5 separate regions of the Homo sapiens genome follow, and regions 1, 2, 3 and 4 are each linked to region 5. Evidence: chromatin loops called from intact Hi-C (ENCODE). Cell type or tissue: PC-3. All regions are shown on one strand. Region 1 has its middle 25 kb from the start of LINC02509. Region 2 has its middle 58 kb from the start of SPCS3-AS1. Region 3 has its middle 97 kb from the start of LINC02509. Region 4 has its middle 8.4 kb from the start of LINC02509. Region 5 has its middle 170 kb from the start of LINC02509.

What was found. A loop is a pair of places that touch in the nucleus more often than their neighbours do. Peaks named below come from ENCODE experiments on the same cell type or tissue, not always from the same donor. Only the 100,000 strongest peaks of a DNase experiment are listed, where the experiment ranks them.
Region 1: a loop joins it to region 5, with 7 times the contacts of the local background. A loop is called at or near these places in 2 of 110 quality-filtered maps.
Region 2: a loop joins it to region 5, with 12 times the contacts of the local background. A loop is called at or near these places in 82 of 110 quality-filtered maps.
Region 3: it touches region 5 in a loop (2.6-fold over the local background); 9 of 110 quality-filtered maps call a loop at or near these places.
Region 4: a loop joins it to region 5, with 9 times the contacts of the local background. A loop is called at or near these places in 2 of 110 quality-filtered maps.

What each region holds. Positions count from the first base shown.
Region 1 is chr4:176,898,320-176,903,319 of GRCh38, reverse strand. No RefSeq gene overlaps it. Among named protein-coding and RNA genes, the nearest start is that of LINC02509, 25 kb to the right of the region's middle. In PC-3, no CTCF peak of the experiment used is centred here; DNase peaks (open chromatin) are centred at 179 and 2,089; H3K4me3 peaks cover 1,067 bases; H3K27ac peaks cover 4,044 bases.
Region 2 is chr4:176,375,990-176,380,989 of GRCh38, reverse strand. It overlaps a transcript of LOC124900817 not described here. Among named protein-coding and RNA genes, the nearest start is that of SPCS3-AS1, 58 kb to the right of the region's middle. RefSeq lists an enhancer at 2,948-3,087. In PC-3, CTCF peaks have their summits at 3,080 (motif pointing left) and 4,771 (motif pointing left); a DNase peak (open chromatin) is centred at 3,039; H3K27ac peaks cover 1,922 bases.
Region 3 is chr4:176,969,703-176,974,702 of GRCh38, reverse strand. No RefSeq gene overlaps it. Among named protein-coding and RNA genes, the nearest start is that of LINC02509, 97 kb to the right of the region's middle. In PC-3, no CTCF peak of the experiment used is centred here; a DNase peak (open chromatin) is centred at 2,792; H3K27ac peaks cover 1,669 bases.
Region 4 is chr4:176,881,597-176,886,596 of GRCh38, reverse strand. No RefSeq gene overlaps it. Among named protein-coding and RNA genes, the nearest start is that of LINC02509, 8.4 kb to the right of the region's middle. In PC-3, no CTCF peak of the experiment used is centred here; DNase peaks (open chromatin) are centred at 2,376 and 2,736; H3K4me3 peaks cover 1,695 bases; H3K27ac peaks cover 4,685 bases.
Region 5 is chr4:177,045,430-177,050,429 of GRCh38, reverse strand. No RefSeq gene overlaps it. Among named protein-coding and RNA genes, the nearest start is that of LINC02509, 170 kb to the right of the region's middle. In PC-3, a CTCF peak has its summit at 2,916 (motif pointing right); a DNase peak (open chromatin) is centred at 2,899; H3K27ac peaks cover 2,067 bases.

The DNA of each region.
Region 1 (5,000 bases), 150 kb after region 5:
TCTGTTAAGTTGTAATTTTCCACTTTCTAAGCTATACAGTGGCTTCAGGAAAATGTAGTCCACCATCTTCGCTTTCATTTTCCTTTTAGATATGAGTAAGTGTGACAAATACATTTATGTTTCATTTCATTTTAATGATGTGATCTTCAAAACCACAGATTCACCCAAAGAGGAAATGACTATACTACTAATTCTAGCTGTTTTCATAGACAGTTCTGGAAATAGGAGTCACTGATGGGCAAGTCAGAGTCTGTATTTAAGCCACAGGCATGCTTTGTTTAACCATCACAATATTTTAGAAATTGAGAAATTTCATGAAACAGTCCTAATTCTTGACTTCTCTTGAAAATCAGAAAAACGTATCAACACGATCCACATTCCTATATGGCGACAAGCCGCTGGATGCAATGCATATCTGCCACAACCTTCACCATTTCTTTTGCCTTAAATCCAGCACCCTTTACTGATCCAAATTACCTGTAGATGTCTGAATCTGAGACTCCTGCAGTAGAGAACATTTTCTGGCTTGACCCATTTTTCCATGACTCTGTCTCTAACACTATTAGAACTTGGTAAGTAAATGTTTCACCACACATTTAATTGATATTTGCCATTTTCTTATTGATTAATTTTATATTGACTACCTAGAATCATGCAGCATGTGATATTGAAGAGAAGTCTAACATCTATAAGACTAAAATCTCCTTTTACCAATGAGAAACACTGAAACAGGGCTAGAAGTTGAGGCAGTATGTTGCTGGAGCCTAAAATATTCACACCAGCGCTGTCTGCATGCCTGTGGTTCAGTCCACTGCACAACGTGACCTATGTAAACTGTTCCTTGAACAAAATTGTGATATGGAATTTCTTTGGAATCTTAAATTGTGGAAACCAACCCCCTTCTGAGCCCATTCAATGCCAAGAATTTTAATTAAAATATAATAATAGTAATAATAAATTATAATTGTCAAAATTCCTTAGTAGTCTATTTCAATGAAGACGGAAATTTTATTTTTAGGCTTTTATTTTTATTTTTATGTTTTTGAGAGGGAGTCTCGCTCTGTCACCCAGGCTGGAGTGCAGTGGTGATCCCAGGTTCAAGCGATTCTCCTGCCTCAGCCACCCAAGTAGCTGGGACTACAGTCACACACTACCAGACCCAGCTAACTTTTTGTATTTTTGGTAGAGACGGGGTTTCACCATGTTGCCCAGGCTGATCTCAAACTCCTGACCTCAGGAGATCTGCCCGCCTTGGCCTCCCAAAGTGCTGGGATTACAGGCTTGAGCCACAGTGCTCTGCCTTGGTTTTTTTTTTTTTTAACAAAAGTGTGTATAGTGCAAAAAGTCATTTATCTGAAGGTAGCAAGCCTCTCTATATTTTTTTCTATATAGATATATATATATATAGAGAGAGAGAGAGAGAGAGATGTGTATATATATATACAAGATGTGAAAAAAATGCCTGATTTTCTTACCCCTATCTTCCCTAATGTTCTCACTTTCTATATTTTTAAAAGTTTAAAATGATAACGTGGAGGAGTGCTGAAAGATAATTGTTTAAATTTGTCAAAACCAAAGAACTGTAATGGGCTCGATTCTACTATCATTAGCTCCAGTGTATTTTATTATATGGCATGGCTGTTAAATGCATGAAAACTTTGATTTTTGATCTGTGCTTTTTAATTTATCACTTTAGTTTCTTAGTATAGATGAGTTTTATTTCCTTTTTAATTTCTTTTTTTTACAATTCAAGCATGTTGCTACCAGATGGAAATCATTTTAATAATATGTAGCTGCAATTCTTTTCTTTTCTTTCTTTTTTATTTTTTTTGAGACGGAGTCTCGCTCTGTCGCCCAGGCTGGAGTGCAGCGGCGGCTCATTGCAAGCTTCGCCTCCTGGGTTCACGCCATTCTGCCTCAGCCTCCCGAGTAGCTGAGACTACAGGCGCCTGCCAGCACGCCCGGCTAATTTTTTTTTTCTTTAGTAGAGACGGGGTTTCCCCTTGTTAGCCACGGTCTCCAGACCTCGTGATCCACCCGCCTCGGCCTCCCAAAGTGCTGGGATTACAAGCGTGAGTCACCGCGCCCGGCTGTTAGTTGCAATTCTTAAAGAAAAATTCAAATACTTAAAAGAACTATTGGAAATGTAAATGTAGAAATCCAAACCATGCCCAATCATATATAATATGACGCATCTCCCAAAATACACACACATAAACACACGCACACATTCACCTCCAAGCCCATGCACAATTATATATAATATGGTGCCTCTCCCAAAATACATACACATAAACACACACACACACACACACACACACACACACACACACATTCACCTCCAAGCCCCATTTCTCAAAGTTAATCCCTGTTAACAATTGGTATAATTTTCTATATTCTCTCTATAGATTTTAAAGATTTTTTTCACTCTATGATACATCTTAGCCATCTTTGAATATGTAGATATAGTTCATTTTCTCATGGCTATGTAGCATTTAATTGTGTGATAAACCTTAATTTATAAAAATGCTTCTGGTAAAAGATGAGTTCTTTTTATTTTTTATGGCAGGAGGTAGCTATTACAAAACATTAAGTGAATATGCTTGTATATACTATCTTTCACACCTGTATGAAAAAAAATTAGGATAACATTTTAGAAGTGCAATGGCTAGGTCAAACCTTCACCACATAGGTAGAACAGTTTCTAAATGACCCTGAAAATACCGTATTACTTTACACTCTCATGATCTCAACATCAATAATGGAGGATATTAATCTCTCCTTACTTTTGTGGACATTGAGTATTATCACTTAAATAAAACTTTGGGGCTTTAATCAATCAGTTTATGACATTTGTATTTTTTACCTGAGAGAAAGATTTTAGTTTATTTTTCTTTCTCACAATAAAATAGAACTAAAGCAACCAAATTTGAGCTTCGTTACTAAATGTTACATCTTAAAAATAATAGATAAGTATCAATCAATAAAAAACTACCACTAACTAATTCAACCACTCTGACCAAATCACTGAATATTCTAACTCATTTCATAACTAATTTCTCACCATCTTAGATATGATGGTGCTTCTTTTGAAGCACATGTCATTTCTGTTAGTATTTGCAAGGTCATTTTAAATATACATAAAGCTTTAAGCAGTGTCAAAGACTTGGAAAAATTTCTTTGTTTCCTCTGACTTAATCAAATAAATGTTTTCATTTTTCTTTTTAGTTACTCTCTTTTGAATCAAACACAATAAAAGACTGAACAAATATGACAATGAAATTGTAAAAAGAATATATAGAGATATCGATATATAATGTTGCTATTTATATAAGTAATGTGAGAACATAATTGTGTATATATCTGAAGTTTTAAAGAATGAAAGGATAAATAATAACTTTTTAAAATGTTTAGCTAAAGCAAGAGACAAGGAATAGGGTCGATACAACACGGTGACAAGCTAGACTAGAGCATATCTAGTTTTGTAGATTGTACTTTGGAACTACATGGAAATTTTTTACATAATTATAAACTTTTTTTTCAAAAAAAGCAATCTCTAAAAAAACTAATATAAAATAAAGCAAAGAAATAAAATATGTATTTAGTTGATGGAAGAATGACTACAAATGATATTAAAACACAATAATTTGACTAGGCATTGTCAAAGGGATGTAACTTATTAACTGAAAAAAACCCTACTTTCAGCAGCCAATTTTTGCAAGTAGTTTCGGTGCTATTATTAGAGTTTGTATGTATATAATTAAATAAAGTAGATGAGTAATTATGTGATATGTTAAGGATATTATTTCAGGTATTATTGAGAACTAGAATTCTAAGTTTGGGAAAAAGAAGAAACAAATGCAAAATAGAAGGTTTTAAACAAAACTCCCATAGTCATGGTCTTTAATTCAAAGTATCAATATACTACTGATGTATTTTATCTTAACATTATATTTCCTAGCTCCATCTATTTCACAAGTCTAGAAACAGTGACCCACCACATAACAATAAGCCTCAATATCACCCAGAGTTGATATCAAGACTAAGATTTGTTTCTATTAAAAGGAACTAGGGATCCTTGAAAAAAAAAATGGCTGATTCCAGGTCTTAGTCAAGAAATGGTCAAGAAAATCCTAGACCATCTTTCAGGCCAGTTATCAAGAAAATAACGAAAGTCTAAAAGTTGTGCCCAACGGGTTCAGCAGTCATCTTGAAGTGGCTCCCATAGCCTGATATGGGAAATTTGAGTATAAATAGTTCAATACATTAAATGTTTATATTCAAATAGCTATAGTGAGTGATACTAACATAACTTAGCCAACTGGTCACCTCTGGATAGTAGAGAACTGACTCACTCTTTTGAATAGCTGGTGCATATAGGTAAAGACTCAAACATTTACCCAACCTCTCCTGTGCACTGTGCCACTGAATAGCCAAATCAATAAATGAGTTTCTTCTTTTATAAATATTTCAGTTAATAAAGAAGAAATAATAGAATAAAAATAGTCCCACCATACAGCATTAAGATATTTATTGAAAGATCATCACATTAAGCATAGCTACTGCTAACCTCACAAAATTAGGAACATGCAGATATCATGGGCTTCTGGTTGAAATAACACATTATCACCCATAAACAAATCTTACCAAAAAATGGAAAAAGCAAATCTAAGTGTAATCACATATTTAGATAAGAGGACAGGGAAACAAGTTAAAATATACCACAGGGATACAATAAGTGATGTTCAGACTGGGAGAAAATAACTTCCCAGCTTCTTCAACAGTAAATTGTATGAGGTTTAAAAAAAGGAGAGAGAGAGAGAAGAAGAAGAAGATGAACCCATAGATTAAAGGAGATTTAAGAGAAATGGAACCATCACAAAACATTGAGATTGTTTCAGTCATATTGAAATACATATAATTAGGATATTCATGAGATCATTGGAAATTTGAATATTGACCTGATATTTAATGAGTAATTATTATAGATTTTAGGTAAA
Region 2 (5,000 bases), 670 kb after region 5:
CAGCACCATGCGCTTATGCATATCTGCATCTCTAGCCCTCCCTGCATTCAGAGAGAGGAGGTCTCTTCATCGGGTCATTCTGCGGAGGCCTCCTCACTGGGGAGGACACTTGAAGCCTCTTTTTTCTCTCTGACTCAATATTCACTGTTTCCCACACCTAGTCCTCCCCTCTCCAGCTCACCCCCATCCCCACCCCTGGGTCCATAAAATGGCCAGAGCCTTTTGTTCGGGCTCCCGTACGTAGGTGGTGAGATAATTCCCCGCCCCACTCCCCCGTGTGCACTGATACATTGGACCTTCACCCAGTGCCCTTCTGTGGAGAAAAAAGGAACATTAAAATGGTTAAGCTTTTTCCTCTTGCCTATTCTACTACCTTAGAAAGTCATTAAAGGATTGGCTGTTACTTTCACTTTGGCTTGTTGTCTTAATTGACCACTCCACCACGGGCGTCTCAGCTCTCTCCAGCTCAGCTCAGCTCTTGACAGGTGGCAGAGCGAATTTTGAAAAATGTTGAATATAGTAGACACCCTAGCTCTGATCTCCATTCTTGTTTTAAGCAAATCTCCTACACTCTCAGTCCTCAGAACTATAAACTACAATTGTAAAACATTTCTCAGAGAAAAACTTATAATATTTAAATACTAGTTTTAAATTCTTTAAAAAAAGATCATGACAGTGTTTCAATTTCAAATTTACAATATAATATGCTAAAAGTCCATACTTCATGGTCTAGACTAATTTAAATGAAATTTTTGTATCACCAGCATTTGTAATGTAAATCCAAGAGTCGAGAGATCTTTAAATTATTGCATTTCAAAAACATTACTGGAAAATGATAAACTATAGGGACCTAAAGTCTCAAACAACTATGATAGAGATTGAATACCTGACAATCTTTAAAAGTAGGGATGTGAGGAAATGAGGAGAGGATTTATTTGCCTCCATTGTACTCATCTCTAACATTAAATATTCAAGTTCATGGAAAAAGCAATGTGTTTATTTTACGGTGCTCTGATACTGTGATAACTACTGTGACTTCTTATGGGAATATTGCTGCATAACAATTGCCAGAGAAGCTCATCAATCTGTGTTTCTCAAATGTGAGCAGCTCATTAGTACAATCTCCACCCAGGGAACACACAGAGCTCCCTTCTCTGCTTCATCCTGCGATTTCCATCATGTCCCTGGACCATCATTACTATTTGTATTTGTAAAATCCTTCTCTTGCCTCTTCCTTTCTGTTATCATTTGATCACTTTGCCCTAAAAGCTGGATAACTGAGTACTCAGTCACTTCTTCTTTTTTTTTTTTTTTTTGAGATGGAGTCTTGCTCTGTTGCCCAGGCTGGAGTGCAGTGGCATGATCTCCACTCACTGCAACTTCTGCCTCCCAGGTTCAAGCGATTCTCCTGCCTCAGCCTCCCAAGTAGCTGGGATTACAGGCGTCTGCCACAATGCCTGGCTATTTTTTGTATTTTTAGTAGAGAAGGGGTTTTGCCATGTTGGCCAGGCTGGTCTGGAACTCCTGACCTCAGGTGATCCACCTGCCTCAGCCTCCCAAAGTGTTGGGATTACAGGCGTGAGCCACCACCCTCTCAGTCACATCTAAAGGGGACAATGTGTGAATCAATGACAGACATGAGTATTGCTCTCTTCTTTTACTTTGTAAATTCCTATATATGCATTCCTATATATGCATTGATAATAAAACATTTAAGGTTTTACAGAAGTTTTTGAGGAAAAGGCCTAGTACAAAAAGTTTTAAATCTAGTATAGAAACTACCATTAGGTTAGAAAACTAAGAGTTTTCTGCATACAAGATTTTCAGAATGATAGCATATTTCCCTTCTCAAATATTAAACTGTACTGTTTTTCTTAAAATTATTAAATAGTTGTTTAGTATGAAACTATGTTTCTTCTTTTCCTAGCTTTTCTCTAGTATGGTATCTTTTGTCCTGGCAAATAACCACTGTTTAATATACATTCCTTAAAACTAGCTTTTGTATTTAAAAGCTATGTAAATTATATACAAAGTCAAAAATCTTCAATAAATAAAATAAAGAGAAACATGGTAATTTTTATTTCGCCTGGTTGCAAATGGCCTGTAGACAATGAGGATCTATCTAAGGGGCAGGAGCAGGTTAAGGTGGGATCCCTGACAAGCATTCTAGCTCTATGTCCCTCCTTCAGCAAGAGCCACCAGATATGAGCAGAAATTTCTATACTTAAATACAGCACTCAGCCAGGCTGTTTCAATGAACTGATTTAAAATACAAGAATCACAAAACAAATGAAGAGACATCATCAGTTTCCCCACAATGAATTCGAGATTTGTTGAGAAAAACTGGTAATATTCTTCCCTTTTAAGGAAAATATTCCTTGAGGATAAATGATTAATTCCTATTAAAATGAGAAAGTAGATTTAAAACACAAAGATAGTTTGAGAAACATCCAAGGATTCATTGACTTTTGCATTTACTACATTTTCTTTAAAAAGGTACCCTCTCACTTTTAGAAAAAAACTCAATTTACGCAAATTAAGCTTGTTTTACCCAGGTTTTATAAAATCTGCCCTTACCTGACAAGCCCTGTGCTAGGATCAATGGCTAGACATAATGATTGTTTGTGATTGTAGCAGGAATGATTAAAAAGCACATTGTTTCACCCACATCTGCATGAATATATATCACACTACATGACATTTTAAAATTCTAAAGTATGAGTAAAATCATAACCGTACATTGACATCAAGGAGTGATTTGTCTTCTCCTACGCAAGTGCAGATTATTTTACCACAAGTGCAAATTTAAATTCTCTGCATGTCTTCTCTGGCTTCTCATTTATTTTCTAGTTACACATTTTGGAAACTGAGATGGAGATTTTTTAAATAATTAAATAAGAAAATAAAAATTCATCATTGTTTGAATGCAAAATGGCTCAAGTCCCTGATAGGTTAATAGGGAGCATTATTATTGTTACAGTTCAACAAACATGTCACTTTGACATAACTAAAGGTGATTTCCCTTCAGCTGGTCATAGGCAGGTGAGAATAAATGGAGATTATTTAAAGAGAATGACTGACATCTGCTGGAATACAAGAGAAATGAACAGAAAACAATGCAAGCATAAATGCTTACAGTTAACAGTTTCAGAATACATCAATGTTTACAATCTGTAACAGAACAATGTTAGCATAAATCCTCAAAAACAGAGGAATAATGGGGTGTAATGGAAAGGGGCATCTTGTGTAATTCTGTTCTGTTGCACTATGCTGAGTCCAATCAAGATAGCTTCACCCTAGAGCAGTTATACAATCTCTAAAAATAGTGCATTTCTGTTGCCTGTGATTTTTCTACATGTTATCGTTGATTTCTATAGTCTGTGGGTTCCTGTACCTTGACTCTGGCCACGTCTGTGCAATCAACTAAACGGGCTTTACAAATCTACAACCAAGGAATTAATTAGAATTGATCATTTGGAGGGTCAGAACACAATTTAGCCCCAAAATAGACAGATCCATGCCATCAAACATTGCTGATCTATGCCTTAAATTGGGCTTTAACGTAGTTCCCATTTTAAAAATGATTTCTTAATGAGGCAAGGGGAGAACGATTTCTTGAGAGCTTACTAAGTTATTCCATTTAGGATATCCTATAATTTCACGTGGTAGGTATTTTTAACTCCATTTTGTAAATGAGAAGATTTAATGGCAGAGAGGTGCAGAAATGTGCCCAACGTTACACAGATTGTAAGTGACAGAGCTGAAATTCATTACTTAATTCTACCTGATTCCACGGTTGGTGCTTTTCACCATACAATTTAATTCAAGGTACTTTTGTATTTTCCAGTGTCAATACCATTTTACGCTACTTTTTAACTGTATACCTTTCTAGTGAAAACTATTAGGGACTGTCCTGAAGAGTATCATGATCTGGTCCTGCTTTTGGATATTCTCTGCAAGCAAGTACTTGGTAAAGATCTGTAAATCAGTAAGAGAGTATTCAACAGAGTCAATGGAACCCATCTTTCCTTTTTTTCTCTAGAACAGTTTAAAAAGCAGTCACAGTCCTCAGTTTCTTCATTAGTACAATGATGGAGATGGACTAGATAACTCCTAATGTATCTTCCAGGGGTGCATCTGGTTAGGAATACAGCAAAGGAAAACAGGTTCATTCAGTTCATTATTATTCTGCAATAACACACTAACATAATCAGGGCAATTAGCTACATATTGTACTCATCATTCATTAATTGCAAAAGTGTTTTTTTTTTTAATTTTTGTCTTTGTTTATAATGCCTCATGGAAATTGAAGTGAAAATATGTACTCGAAGATAGTCTATTTTTACACACAAACACACCTGCCAAGAGCCTATCTTTCCTGACAGAAACATTTGAAAAAAAATATATTTTCATGTTATTTTTCTCTTACTCTTTCCACAGACTAAAAACGAAATCTACATTTTGCCTGAAAAAGAAAATGACTATGATCAGAATTTAAAACACATGCAAAAATTATTTTAAAAAGTTTCATAATAAAAGATTATTTCTATGAATTACAATACAATATATCTAATATTGCACCAGCTTCTTAAGAAGTTTTCAAATTTCCAGAAGTTGTATTTTTTAAAAAAATTCCAACATGCATAAACATAGTCTGAATATGGTTTCAAATGTTAACATAGACGGTAAAAGTAACACAATACAAATGTCTTCTGTAATTTATCAAATTTCTGCATTAAAATATATAGCAGGTTGAATCTTGAATTCAATACTACCATCTAGTGGAAATCAACCAAAAATGCAGCAGATAATGCTACTTTTGTTTTTTCACAAGTACAACTGCTATTCTTCCCATTGTCTTGCAATAACTAAACCAGTGGTCAAAGGACTGATGAGAACCTCTTTGAAATAAGTATTTTCTTGTAACAAAAACATTATTTGTTTTATTAGGTAACATGCTTATGGAATATACTAAACAATCTGACTGATTATAAAAATAT
Region 3 (5,000 bases), 76 kb after region 5:
CCCTTTAAAAGATAATATACTGCTTAAAGCAAGAAAAATAATAATGTATTGATAGATATATAGCATATGTCGCAGTAAAATGGAGGACAATAGTACAAAGCTGGGAGGAAAGAAATAGAAGTATATTGTTCAAGGTTCTTACACTATACATGAGGTAATATGATATCACTTGAAGATATACTGTCATAAATTAAAGATGTACACTATAATCTCTGTGACAACCATGAAAATAACACTATACAGAGTCATGAGAAGTGAGCCAACAAGGGAAAAATAATAGAATTATTAAAAATGCTCAGTTAATACAAAAGAATAAGTAAAAGAGAAAAAAGGAATAAAGAATAGATGGGACAAGTAGAAAACAAAAGTAAGATAGTAGATTTAAACCTAACCATATAAAGAATCAAATATAAATTACCTATCACACGAATTGACAGAGAAAGATTGACAGATCTTATATGCATGTAAATATAGTTTCAACCATATTGTTGGAAATAATAAGATTTTATTCTTTTTAATGGCTGCATAATATTCTATTGTGTATATATACAGCATCTTCTTTAACATTTCACCTGTTAATAGACACAGATTAATTCTACATTTTGACTATTGTGAACTGTGAATAGTGCTGCAATAAACATGAATGTCTTTTCAGTATATTGATGTTCTTTCTTTTGGTTGTATACTCAGTACTGGAATTGCTGGCATAAAAGAAAAGACAAATATTTAAGGTGGTGGATATCCCAAGTAACTGATTTGATCTTTACAAATTATATGAATGCATTAAATTTTCACATGTACCCTGAAACTATGTACATCTATTATATATCAATTTAAAAACCCGTAACACACAACTAAATATTACCTATAGAAAACACATCTTAAGTATAAAGGCCAAAATAGTTTAAATGTAATGGAATGAAAAAAGATATATCATGCTAACACTAATCAAAAGAAAGCCGGAATAACTTTGGAAACAATTTTTTTCTTACAGAAATTGCTGGTGTGGTGTTCTACTAGGCGTTTAACCAGCATGAACTCACCCTGCTGCATCATTCTTCCCCACACCGTGATGCAGCTGCTCATTTTTGGGTGTGTGTGTGTGTGTGGGGGGTCTTCGCCTTTCTGCTTTTGTAATGTGGTGTCTAGAGGGTGTCCCTTGTCCCTAAACAGTTTGGCAGTCAGTTCAGTGTTTATACTGTATTTTTGGGTCCATCTTATCTGTTTGTCTTGTTTGCCTGGCTCCTCGCTTAATTTTCCAGTTGCTATGCCAGTCCCAGTTTCCCTGTGTTTTCCCTGTGTTCTCAAGCTAGCCAGCATTGCATTTTCATTGCATATTTTGAGCTGTATAGATAGAGGAACCCATACATTCAAGGGTGTGGTGAACTCATCTCATCAGAAGCAGTCTGCTTCTGAACAGTAGGCCTCTCTGTAGTTTCTGCCTGCTTTATTTGCCAGCCTCCTGCACACGTGCATAGTTTAGCAGTGAGCCAGGAATTTGGGAACATGGACTTTGATTTTAAATCTCAGCACCTATGTGGCTCTTTCATTTCTAGAATTTCCCTTTCAATTTCCACGGGTCTGCTTCTCTCAGTGCTAACATCTCTCACCTTGAGCTGATAAGGCCATGCTTAGACCTGGGGGTGTAAGAGAGCACGCTCAGTCAAGAAAGTCACACAATTGCTGCTTTTAACCAATGCAGTTGCATTTCTTCAATAGTAAACTCTCCTTTACTTTGTGCTTGTAACCGGTCGCTTTCCTGGTGATTTATTTGCAATTTAATTGCATTCAAATTACTGGTTTTAATAATTTTGTCCATTTTTAAAGTAATTGTGATTTTCAGAAGAAATGTAACAACCTTCATGCTGCCATTATCAGAAATTCCATGCACTGCTTGATTTTTGAGTGACCAACCACACTTAGTTTCCCAGCTGAAATATCACTTGCTTGTGATGCGTGTGTCAAGAATGGTGAAAAGTCTGAGGTTCTGTCACACTATTAAGCTAACAAATTATCCCACCACAGTTTCATGGATATTGGCAGAAGATACGAGATCTTGGGTCAGAGAAAGGGACTTTATTACTCACAGCACAGAAAGCAGCATGGCCATGATGCTCACATCACTTGCTCCCCAGTAGGTTTGAAAAGGAGGGGCTCAGATGCATGGCACCCATGCAGTGGGTTTGGTTCAAATCTGAGGTTCCTCGAGCTTAGGGAACAAAAACCTTTTATATTAGGCCGTAAGCAAACCTGCCCTCTGCTCTTAAGGTAAAAATTATCTCTATTTTTCAAGGCTGTTTTTTAATACAAATAGATAGTACAGAACAAAAGCTAAAAGTTCCTATGTTTGCAAGCCCTGCAGAAACAAAATAAATCTATGGAGAATATTGTATCTTAATAATATCTGTTCTTTGTTCTACACTGTCTTGGCTTCTGGCAAATATTCCCAGAGATACGCAACTTTGTCATCCACTCTGATTAATCCGATTGACAGAAGCTGGGACAAAATCTATTCAATTTGTCTCACACAACATTTAATTAAGGCATTTATCAATAGGACTCCAAACAGCACAATGAGGTCAATCTGCAGTATCATGTTAGCCATGACCCCCAGGGCTCAGCGCCCCTCAACAAATCCCATAAACGATCAGTGTTGACCTTAGAAAGCTAGTTGGATTTCTCTTTAAGTCTTTGTATTGAGCTTTCCACTTTGCCAGAAACACTAATGCAAGAACAGCAGGATGTATTAGTAATTGTACAAACTCCGTCTTGGCTGGCAAGAAGAAAGTCTAGAGCATTTCTATCATTCAAAGCAACCTGGGCCAGTGAGTTAAGGCTATCATGAATGCCTTCCAGGGCTAACGCTGTGTCATTGTTCACTTCAGCTATAGTCAAGGACAAATTTTATACTACTTTTTCTAATTGGATGACTCCGATAATAGAGGTAACTTCTAGCACAAAATAATGAGTCATTTATCCCTCTAGAAGCTCCCATCTGGGTCCTCATTTTTCAGAGGTTTCCCACAATCATCTGAGGGTTACACGGTCTAATGTGTTTCTTTAAACACTTTAAGATCTCTATGACCACCCCTAAGATACAATTCGCTGGGCTTCTACACAAGAAGTATTATTCTGGGACCACATGGGTCCCCAGAGATAAAGTATTTTTGCAATTGTTGGGGGCACTTGTGTGTGACACACATCAGGTGAGGGGTGCAGGTTCAAAGTACCTTCAACATAACCATCCAGCCTGCTCTGTGAGTCACGTAGGTTGTCTAATCACCAGTCACAAGGTTTCCACAGTTAGCATCCCCAAGAAGGGTGTCATTCATCTGCCCGTGTGTAGTTTTTCAGGTGGGATACCAACGAGTTAGGCCATTGGCAACAGATCAAGTATCAGAAAATCTCTAACAAGTTTTATTAAGCACATTATCGGCTGGAGCTACGAGACCAACCTTGATTCTCCCCACTGAGTGGAAGAATCATGCCTATTTTCAGTTCCACAACAGCTCAACGGAAAACATCAAATTTCAGTGTTGCCAAACCACTAGGGTACAAGAACCAGGCATTTAGTGCAATTTCTGTAAACCAAACGCACCATTAAGCCAGGGGCTGTACTGCCAAAGGCAGAACAGAAGATAAAGTTTTCCCCAAAGGTTATATAGAGCCAAGATAGCGTTAGAGCCAGGCAAGCTGTAAGACTGAATATACTCTTTCAATGTGACAAATAAGGCTTGTGGGGTGTTTCCTGCTGTGTTAGTCATTGTATCTGAGTTGTCCCACCCCAAATTGTGAATTTCAGGCTGGAGAATCACAGAGCCTCCCCAGATCAGACATTCATTTTCGACAAGAGCTGAGTGGCAAACTAATGGCCACTTTTCAAAAGGAGTGTGCCTAGTAACTGTGTCAGGAAGGTGACCAGTTCTAAGCTCCAAGGAGAACCGTTATTTTGAGGCTGCCTGTCTTTGCTAGAGGGTCCAATCAGCAAAATTATAAGTCACGAAGGTTACAGTTCAAAGGAATCATTAAAATGGGGAGCTTCCATAGGTAGAGCGTGTGCTTCAGCTTGCTGGATAGCTTCCAGTTCTGCCTGCTAGTTTGGGATCCATTCAAAGGGTGATGATTTGCACGTTAGCCAACATAAATGAACAAATGAAGGGCCAAGTGTAGCACATACTGTACTCAACACTCAGACTCCAGTAAGCTTTTCAATCTGCCTTTTGGTGGTGGAAGGCTGAAAACAATGTCAGTTTTTCCCTCACTTCCAGAGGGATTGTGTTTTTTAAATCCATCCACATAGGCCCGAATAAACTTCTCTCATAGAGCAAGCTCCTGTACTACTTTGGAGTGTATCAGGTATCCCTCAGAGAAAAAGTGTGATATCTCTAAATTCAGTGCCATTGTGACTGAGGCTTGTGACTTGCCAACCAGCAGGAGATCACCAATATTCTGAAGACTTTAAAATAAGAGGATAGAGGCACTTCCATTCCCCTCCAACATTCCCCGATGGCAAATGGTGGAGGACTGTGCTCCACTGACACTTCTCTGCTTGCAGCACTTCCCAATCAGGGATCCCTCAGTGCACGTGGAAAAGAGAAGCACAACTGCGTCCCACATCAATTTCAGACATAGAAGCAACAACAGAAACGTGAATACCCCAAAGGTCTCATCCACAAGGTCACATTTCTTCCTTTCCCCACTGTGAGCCTTTCCCAAATTTCATCAGTTGAATTTGGGTGTCTCCTTTCCTCACAGGTAGAATTGTCCCTTGGCCCCCTGTCTTCAACAAACTTTCTATTTTATTTATATACTTTATATTTAAAGTTTATAAAAATTTTGTCCCTCCCCATAGTTCCCCAGGATACTCACACAGGTGCATATGGCTTATGTACTCTTTGGCTCCTTAGTCTTTTAATTGGAGAATTTAATTAATTTAAGTTTAATATAATTACTGACATATTTGGGTTCAGATATACTCTACCATCATTTGCTTTTAATTT
Region 4 (5,000 bases), 160 kb after region 5:
AACAAGCTAAGTGTTTTCTTTGAAATAGTAAAAATTAATTCATGTAGGATAATTAATGTTTTCTTAATAAAACTGAGGAATCACTTAGCAAATGCAGGATTTTAAAGGCCATTCACAGAGTTGAGACATTTCCTCACCCGACAGCTCTTTTTGGTTGCACCCCGGTTGTTTTTGCAGTTTAGCTCTATTCTCTGAGTCTGTCAGTCAAAGCGAATATGAAAGATGTTCTGGTTTGTTTTACATGTAAAAAGAGAAAAGCCAGGGGACTGACTGGATCCTATTCCATTCATCATTAATCAGATAAGGGATCTGTCTACACAGAACAAGAATTTGGGGTAATCATAGTAAAACTAATCTTTTTTCACAAATTGCAGAAAATTATACTTTCTCTTAGAACAAGGATCCAAAAATTTCTTACTTCAGGGAATTGAACTAAATGAAATAATTTGTTTTCATTAGGGCATCTTTCATCATGAATACTACTCAGATATGAAAGCAGAAATCTTAATACCCTCTTGCACACAAAGGTCCTGAAGCACATGGGAGTTAAACTTTCTAAAAGTCTTTATTAGGTAGACTTCACAAATGAGAATTACAATTAGTGGGATCAGAAAGCAAGAAATAGAAACTATTGGTCTTACAAAATTGAAACATCTTAAATCTCAAGTGAGTAGATTTGATATAGGAGGCTCCTGTCATTGACAGCGTCTTTGCTTAAGTAACTCCAAAATGTTAGTGTCCTGGAACCCATTATCTCTGTGGGCTTCTATAGTAGTAATGGGCTTATAATAAGGGCTTTTGACAGTTAACCTGGGGTAGATCTTGAATGTTTATTGGTGTAAACTAAATGAAAGAGGTACAAATCTAAACAATTTAATATAAAATGTAAGGAAATAAATCTCCCTTTTAAATAGCATTTGTGATTTTTATCTGATTACCTGTTTAATATCAATCTCCATTATTTTAATATCCAATTTTTTTATATCCAAGTTTTCAGCACAGATTCTATAATCTAGAAAGTACAAAAACCATTTTTGAAAAATGGAAAATGAGTACAACTCGATCTTGTCTTGTTGTACTCAATTCTCCCTGAGTTTTATCTTGAGACAATGCCTAAACATTGTGGCATCACATAATAATGATAAAAGCTTTGACTGAGAACCTATGAGTCAGATATTGAGTAGGACTCTCCATTCACTATCTTACTTAGTCTTCCAACAGCCCCATTAGAACATTATTATCATTGCCAAATAAATGAATCAATTTAAGAAGCCAAAGTATGGAGAAGCCAAAAGACTTCTCCAGCTCACACATGACAGTGTAGCGTAGCCCATACTCAAACCTAGACCAGGATTTTATTGAATCTCACTCTTGCTTTCCTAGAGAGCAGCCTTTCTAGCATCAGAAGAAAGCTTATGTTTGATGTGTGAGGACCAATTTTGCTACCAGTCATGCAAGAGTATTCAGAGTGGGCAAACCGGACATTCAGTCTTAGAAATTCATTGACTTCACACACAAATTAATTAAATTATTTCATTATAAAACAGTTTTCATTTGTTTTAAATATTATAAATTCTCATAAATTATGATAGTTTAAAGGAGACTTTGGCATCTGGAACACATAGCCCAAAATTATAAATTCCTATTAAAGGTAGAGATTTGAGTTATCTTATTATAATCTGTACCTGAAGTAGTCTGTGAAATATAAGAGTATTATTATTGTTATTGTTAACATATTGTAATTAAATAATAATGATTACAAAAAGCCATCATAATTATTATTTTATATATGAGAGCATGTATTATACACTAGAGCAGACACAATTACAAATTTCATTTTAGCTAAAGTATACATAAGTGTATTAAAGTATATATAAGTGTATAGCCATTTTCATGAAACAATAGTTTCTGCTTCTAGTTAAGATGTGTTTAAAGAATGACTACGAAATGGGAATTGGAGAGCAAATTTGTTTATTCAGATACTATGTATAGACCCTAGGTTGTAGGGAATGTCAGATTGATTTCCATATCACATGACTAACCAAGTCTAAATAACTAACACACAGCTAAAAAAAACTAAGCCTCCTACTTCAAATCCCCATTATATCCTAAACATCATGCTGCACTTGCAAATGGTGGGCATATTGGCTTGAGTACCATGGTATGGTTAAGGCTTACAAGGAGCTCTGTCTCCACAACATCAGAGAGGTAGCTCTGAGCACCGCAGAGGGTGATGCTGCAGTGGCTGGCCCTTCCTGCGATGTCCTGGCCTGGTCCCAAGACACAGAAGCAGGTCTGAACATCATCAGAACCACTCCTCTTGACGACAATTCAAGGGAAGTAATTTCCCCCTGAGTGGAAATAACAATAACTGCTGTTCTATTTACTCAAGGTTCTGCTGGTGAAATTGCTATCTTGGCCTCTTCCAGGTCAGAAGACTGTTAACTGTCTCTGAATCACGAAATTCTTTTTTAAAACCTCCATTCCATTCTTCAAATGTAGACACATTTTAGTTTTTGCTAAACATTATAAATCCATTTATAGCAATTGTGGTATTGTGGTTTTGAGGAGAGAGACACTCAACCTGGAAGAACAGTTATTCCAAGTGCATGACTGACTTGTTAACAGACTTAGCGTTCTAGTGTCATAAATGTACATGATTTCAGTAAGGTTAAGCCTTTCCTAAATGCTCTTTTAATGGCTTAGCACAGAAAACATTGACCTAAAGAGTCAGAGCTTATGCACTTCCTTCATTATGGGTGTTTAGGGTGACTTTTTAAATGGGGGTAACAATATATTTATATAATATTACTGAGCAAATAAACTCATTTCCTGGGAATGTGTGCATCTCGCAAGTTCCTGCCACTGAGCCCACACAGGGCACAACTCATAATGAATTTATCTACATTAAAGAAAGGATAAAGATCGGGAAAAATTTGTTCTCCGTTTACATACACGCTTAATAGAATCTACGGCTGCCTCTTGAAATACACATTTTAATACCGAAGGAGCATCCCACAAAACATCTACAGGAACATGAAACCTATGTTAGGAAGCAAAATTTGGCTGGACATGCTAAAGTGCCTAAATGTAGGGCTATGTGCAGACAGAAGAAAAACAACAATATATTATTGCTCTCTCAGCCCAAACAGAATATGCTCTACCTTATTTTCATGTTGATTTTGGCATGAACCGCAATATTCCCAAGTCATTTTGAAAGACAGTAATAGGAGAATTTGTGTTGACATTAGACCAGATAAAAAGTAAGGATAAAAAGCAGTAGCCAGAACTAATGTTTACTCTTGGCTATCGAAGCTTTGCTAATCTCAGCTAGCAACAGGCAATTCGCCTCGGAAACACATACTCTCTCTTAGTAAGTGGCAGAAGCTGGACAAATCTAGGGAAAGCAATAGGACACGTGAAGTGTTAACACAACTCCACACCGCGACATTTTAAGGAAGAGTGCAAATAAGTCCTATTGGGCAGTTCCTTCTTCAGCTTCTGGGATACCTGCAGTGTAGAATCTGCCCAGCCTTTGGAACAAGCTTTGGGAAGTAAAACACTTTTAAGGAATGTTTTTCCGGCTGGGCACGGTGGCTCACTCCTGTAATCTCAGCACTTTGGGAGGCCGAGGTGGGTGGATCACCTGAGGTCAGAAGTTCGAGACCAGCCTTGCCAACATGGTGAAAAACTGTCTCTACTAAAAATACAAAAAATTAGCAAGGTGTGGTGGCGGGAGCCTGCAATCCCAGCTACTGGGGAGGCTGAGGCAGGAGAATCGCTTGAACCTGAGAGGCGGAAGTTGCACTGAGTCGAGGTTGCACCATTGCACTCCAGCCTGGGCAACAAGAGTGAAACTCCATCTCGAGAAAAAAAAAAAAAAGAATGTTTTCCAAGGGAATCAACAAATGTGGCTTTAAGAGTAGAATTTTCTCCAAGCTGAGACTATGCTGTCTAAATTAGTTTCTTTGGTTGCTATTCAGAGATCTAAATTCAGGAGCCTAATGACATCTAGATTTTTCTTAGTAATTCAGAAGCCCTAAAGATAATATCAAGAATAAATAGGCATAATCACACATAGCTATGTCTACAACATCCCAGTCTAAATATATCAATGTATTGTACTGACAGTACCTAAAGGAAACTGCCAATTGCCTCCAAAACTCACCCAGACAGACATTGTTTCAAGTGACCTGGCTTTATGAGGATGTGGTCGGCTGAATAGCAGTATAATTGCACTGAGGTAATCATGGCCGATCCAAGAAACATTGCTATTCCCAGTGAAATTTCCATTGTCTGTCAATGTATGTGAAAAATAGAAACAATTATAGCAAGTTTTCTTAAAACTATATTTGTTCAATGTAATAAACAATTTTTAAATTTGAGATTATGCTATTCTATTTCTTGTATTAAAAAATCCTCTTCTTTAAAAAAAGATGGTTTGAAAAAGTTTTTATTGGTTTGCATTTTACATCTTTATTTGGCAAAATAATGATGTCTTATTTGACAATCTTGTGTCAGTTCTATTTTTATCTTTATAGTTTATTGGTTGATAAAATTTAAAAGCTCAGAAACTATTTCAAATGGTAGCTCTAATGACAAAAATTTGGCCTTTCACACTTTCCAAATTAAGCACAGGAAACAGTTTACAGAGCAGAAGAATGAACCTTTGTAAACTAGAGAGTTGCATACATATGTGTAAGAAAGTTTTGAAAAGTAAGCACTGTGCACATTAAAATAGTGAGATGACATTTTCCTTGTAAAAAAAAATTGGTAAAATTAAAAAGGAATAATAACACTGGTGCCAAAGTGGGTGAGAGGAACAGGGAGAGGAATAGGGATTCTCACACACCACAGATGGCAATAAAAACTGGAATGAGCGTACCAAACTTCTGTTTGTTATTGGTTATCAAGACATGTAATTCTGCAGTAGCTCCATAGATGTCTATAGGTAGGAACTGATTTCAAATAATTGTTATGGATATATCCAGTGACTGAGC
Region 5 (5,000 bases):
GAATTAATTTTCTCAGGGCCTAATGAAAACTGGAAGCAAGTAATGGGGCCAGAGACAGGGAGGGAATGGAACAAAGAAGGAAGGGAGCAGGGAAAATATGCTGACATTTCTCCATTCCGGAGCTCCAGAGTCCTGTACTGATGCCTCCAATTGTGTGTACCAGCTGGAACCAGCAGGAATGAGGCCGGATTTCATGGGGTTTAGAGAGGTCACAGGGTCTACAGGGTGCCATGTGTCACCTTGGGCACAGAAGAGATTAAGGAAGGATGGAAATGGATGGGTTTGGGCAAAAAATAATAATAAGGAGCAAAATTACCGCAGATATTGGATCCCTGCCATTGAAGAAAAAGGCTAAGAAGGGATTTATTTTGGAAGTTTTTTTTTTTTAATTGGTGAACAGAACACTCTCTAAATATGTGTAATGTTGACAAAAGAATCTCCTAAGAGAGAAAAAAATATTTTTTAAAAGAAACTCAACATTACTTAAGTAGAAATCAAGTTTCTATTATGTTAGAGATTATTTCACTTGAGATTAGAGTATATAAAGGTGCTCCTGGATCAGTTATTATTAAAATATAGATTGTATTTTAGCACAGACTGTTTCTTCTTTCATTAGAAATTTATTGAGTGAAATGAAAAGTATGGTACAATTTATGTCAGATATGTGTGTAGCTTATCTTTAAATAGATTTATCCATTCATCAGTCCTGTAGATGATATGGATTGTGTATCTGTGTGTGTGTGTGTTTATATGAGTTTTTAAAAAAAGCTTTCTAAGTGAGGCAACTCTTTTATTCTGAATTTTACACTATAATTTGAGGACTTTTTTTTTTTTTTAAATGCTTTCTATCATTTGTCTTGTTGCTGTGTCTTGTTACATTCTTAGAGCATTTTGAATTGTTTTGGATGGTTTTTGGAATAGAAGCTTGCCTACAGTTCCATTTTGGCCAAAAGTTTGATTTAAGAAATGTAATTATCTAATGTTAAGTTTGTGCTTGAATGTAGTTTCTTGCTCTCCTTGTTTAGACTGAACTGGTAACTTTTAGATTAAACTTTTATTTGGTCTACTCTCTTATTGAAGAGAAAAAGTAACAACCAAAGTAATAACCTGGGAAAGATTCTTGCTTTTTCAAACAGGCAAACTACTGCTAATTTATCTAATTCGTTTGTTTTTTAAATCACAGCTAAATATACCTTCCCTGTTAAAGCCATCCTTTATTTTCTATTTCAATTGTGCAAGAAGGAGCTTGAGATCATGAAATTCTTAAAATTCAGCCACAGTTCTCTTATATTCATATCCCCTAACACACTTTCTTCCTGAGGTTTTCAGAGATGTAGAAGTTAAAAGGGCTAGGAAGTGTGTTTTCTCAACAGAAAAAGTATAGAACAGAATTGTTAGCAAATACTTCTCTATCCATAAAAATACTTTAAAACTTAATTTATCATAGCATTAAATCATATAGGGATAATCTTTACATTTTTGTGATTTATGATGCAGGGAAAAGGTCATGGAAATGTTTTGGTCAAATGTAATCTCTGGGATTCTATATCAAACTAAAAACAAATATGTTTCTAGCCAGGAAAACTCTTACATGTATCCTCTCATGAGAATCCCCACTCAAGTTATATATTGGGGAGAGATTGATTAGAATTAGAGCAACAGTTTTACTTTGGTCAAAGTGTGAGTCCCAAGATGGCCTCACAATAAATCTGACAATGTCTATAGGGCACCCAGTAGACGTCAGGTAGTTTACTAGGAAGAACAGAGAAAATATTCCAGAGTTTTCCCTTGAGTTTGACCAACATTTCCTAGGGCACTAAGAGAACTCAGTATGCCTTTATTTCTTAGTTAAAAACATATGGGTAAGAATTTTGAGAAAAGCTTCCGATGACAGAGTCTGCAGCAAAGTGAGAATTGGATTTGAGTTAGAAAGTCCAAGTTTAAGCAAGGTTTTGCCCTTACCAGCTGTTACTAAGTCTCTAAGACTTATTTTCCTGTATGTGTCCTGTGGAAAATAGGACCTGACCGGCAGTTTGCCTATTTTTTATTATAATTTAAAATAGTAATGCCTTTGAGAAATGAATTATCAACTGAGCACCCATATATAAGTGCTACATATTTCTGTTCACAAACTTAGAGAAGTAACAAAGGGTAAGAATTTGTATGAGCAACACATAGTGTTTACAGATGAAGAGATGGACACAAGAGGGTAAATAATATTGTTTAGGGTTACACAGATGGAAAGAAAAATTAAAATCTGAAGTTTTCTGCAAGTCAACTTTTAATAAAAAACTTTGGGAGATAAAGAGGATTGTAGATCAGTGTTTATTCAGAACAAGGTCTGTGAATGACCTGCCTCAGAATATGTGGCCATTTGTTAAAAATGCAAATTCGTGGGCTTCACTCAAGTAACTAGGTCAGAGTCATTGGGAATGAGGCCCATTTTTTTTTTAAACAAATTCCCAAGTGATTCATGTGCATTCTAATAATCATGAATTGCTCTTTTATAGAGAATGCTAAAGTGAGTTACATCTTGCTCTGATGAGTGAATATTTGTATGTCCTTGGAGGTCTCATTGACCATCTTGATTTTCTGTATCTTTAAACAAAAGCTAAAGATTGCTGTCATTTGCCAATCTGTGATATTATAAGGAGAAAATATGGAAATATATATATATATATATACACACACACACACACAGTATATATATTTGTCCTGGAGCTTTAAGATGAGCTGTGAGGGGGATGCACTATGCATCAGGGATGCATCTGTAAACACTGTGTCGCTCATACACATTGTCACCCTTTGTTACTTTTCTAAGTAACATACAAAATACAGCTCCTTTGATGAAGACTGCACTGTACACCGTGTGCTTATACACACCCCCCAGCAGAGGGCAGTGTGCATCCCTCTCACAGCCCTTGCTAAAGCTCAGGGACAAATTCTACGTTGAATTCCCCCGAGTGATAGAGATAATACATATTTCTTGCAGGGCATTTGTTATTTTATAAAGGAAACACAGTGTGTTGTTAAATCTTACTTTATTTATTTTCCAAGAAAAAAATATGACCCTCCCAGGTCTTCTAAAATGAAGTTTGGCACTTCTAAGTCATGTCTGTGACTCAGTGCTGAGCTTTCCGTGAGCTCCGTCCCCAGGCTTGTATCAGTAAGTCGCCAGCCTGTACACCCGGGGCCATTATGGTCCTGCGCACAACCAAAGCATTGTGCGATTTGACCCTTTCTCTATCTACCTGGGGAAAGGAAGACTACAGCATGGAAGAAACACACAAACTCTCGTGTAGTGACATCACCTTGGCTTTGCTGCCTATCAAGGCCCAATTCCTAATAGGGACTTACTGGCTGTGTGGCCTTGGGAAAGCCACTTAATATTCCTGAATTTCAGTTTCCTTATTAGTTAAATTTGAGATAAAATCATATACTTCCCTGGGTTTGAAAGGATTGAAATGACATATTTGTGTAAATTTTCCTGGCAAAAAGCAATTGATAGAAAGATATTTCCTTTCTTCTCATCCTTATTGAAGATATTCATCCTTTTCTGTGGTTCACTGCATCCCTCTCATCATCAGATTAACTGAAATGTGACCAACATTTTTGGACATCTTCAATAAAGGAGCATGTATGCATCGAGGTCCAATGAATCTCAGCTCTGCAGCAGCCAGTGGAGAATCTCACCTGGATTTCACACAGGTACCCCTGCCAGGTTTGGAATGGTAGCAGTCACCATTTCACGAGACACCAATAAGCATCTTGTACATATTGTAAGACAGAACAATTCTGCAAGGAAGAAATTGTGATCCATATTTTACAGATGGAATCATGGCTCAGGGACATAAAGGAGAGAACCAAGGCCACAGATCTAATACACAGCACACCTGGGGTTTGAACTCAACTCTGTCTTCTTCCAAAATGTACATTTCTGCTAGACCACACTGATGCTCAGTCTAAAGCCAGATTGAAAATCTTTCTTCCTCAAACCTTCTTCTTTTTAATCTATTTCCTGTGTCAGAAAATGGAATCCTGATTTGCCTAGTCACCCAAAAAGGAAATTTAGATAATCTTTGGAATGGCCTTTTTCTTATTTCCCATCTCCAATCACCAAGGCTTCCTTATTTGTGTTCTTTGTATTTTAAACATTTGTTCTTCATTGTCATCTCAGAGGCATAACTACTACCCTAGGACATTAAGAATCTCATCTTAAATGTGGAGGGCAAAAATCAATCATTTCTCTGAGTCTGGTGAGATATCTTAATGCCTCTAGAATGATCTTTCTAAAACCCAGATTCATATTTGATTATATCGCCCTTTTCTTTTCTTTTCTTTTTTTTAGGCAGAGTTTCACTCTTGTTGCCCAGGCTGGAGCGCAGTGGCACGATCTCGGTTCACCGCAACCTCCGCCTCCCGAGTTCAAGCGATTCTCCTGCCTCAGCCTCCCGAGTAGCTGGAATTACAGGCGTGCACCACCATGCCTGCCTAATTTTTTGTATTTTTAGTAGAGACAGGGTTTCTCCATGTTGGTCAGGCTGATCTTGAACTCCTGACCTCGGATGATCCGCCTGTCTTGGCCTCTTAAAGTGCTGGGATTACAGGCCTGAGCCACCGTGCCTGGCCTATATCACCCTTTTCTATATGGCCATAGTTCCTCATGTCTATCTATGCCTCAGCTTCTGACCTTCTCTTTGCATAATTTTTTGCAAGCTCATGTACCATATTCCATTTTCTACCATGTGCCTTTGATGATACTGCTTTCTGTGCCTGGCATGGATACTTCCCTTGTTCCCTTGTTGAGTATCAGCATCTACTCAATATTTGCTCAAGCACTCCATCTTTTATGGACACTTTGTTAATCTCAGAGTAGAACTACCCACTTCTCCACGCTGCCCCACTGCACTGTGGAGGCCCGACTCACAGCACCAAGACATTTGCTGTTGGTCGTTAAATGTCCCCCGTCCTGGCATGCTGCACCTTCTTTGAAGTCAAGG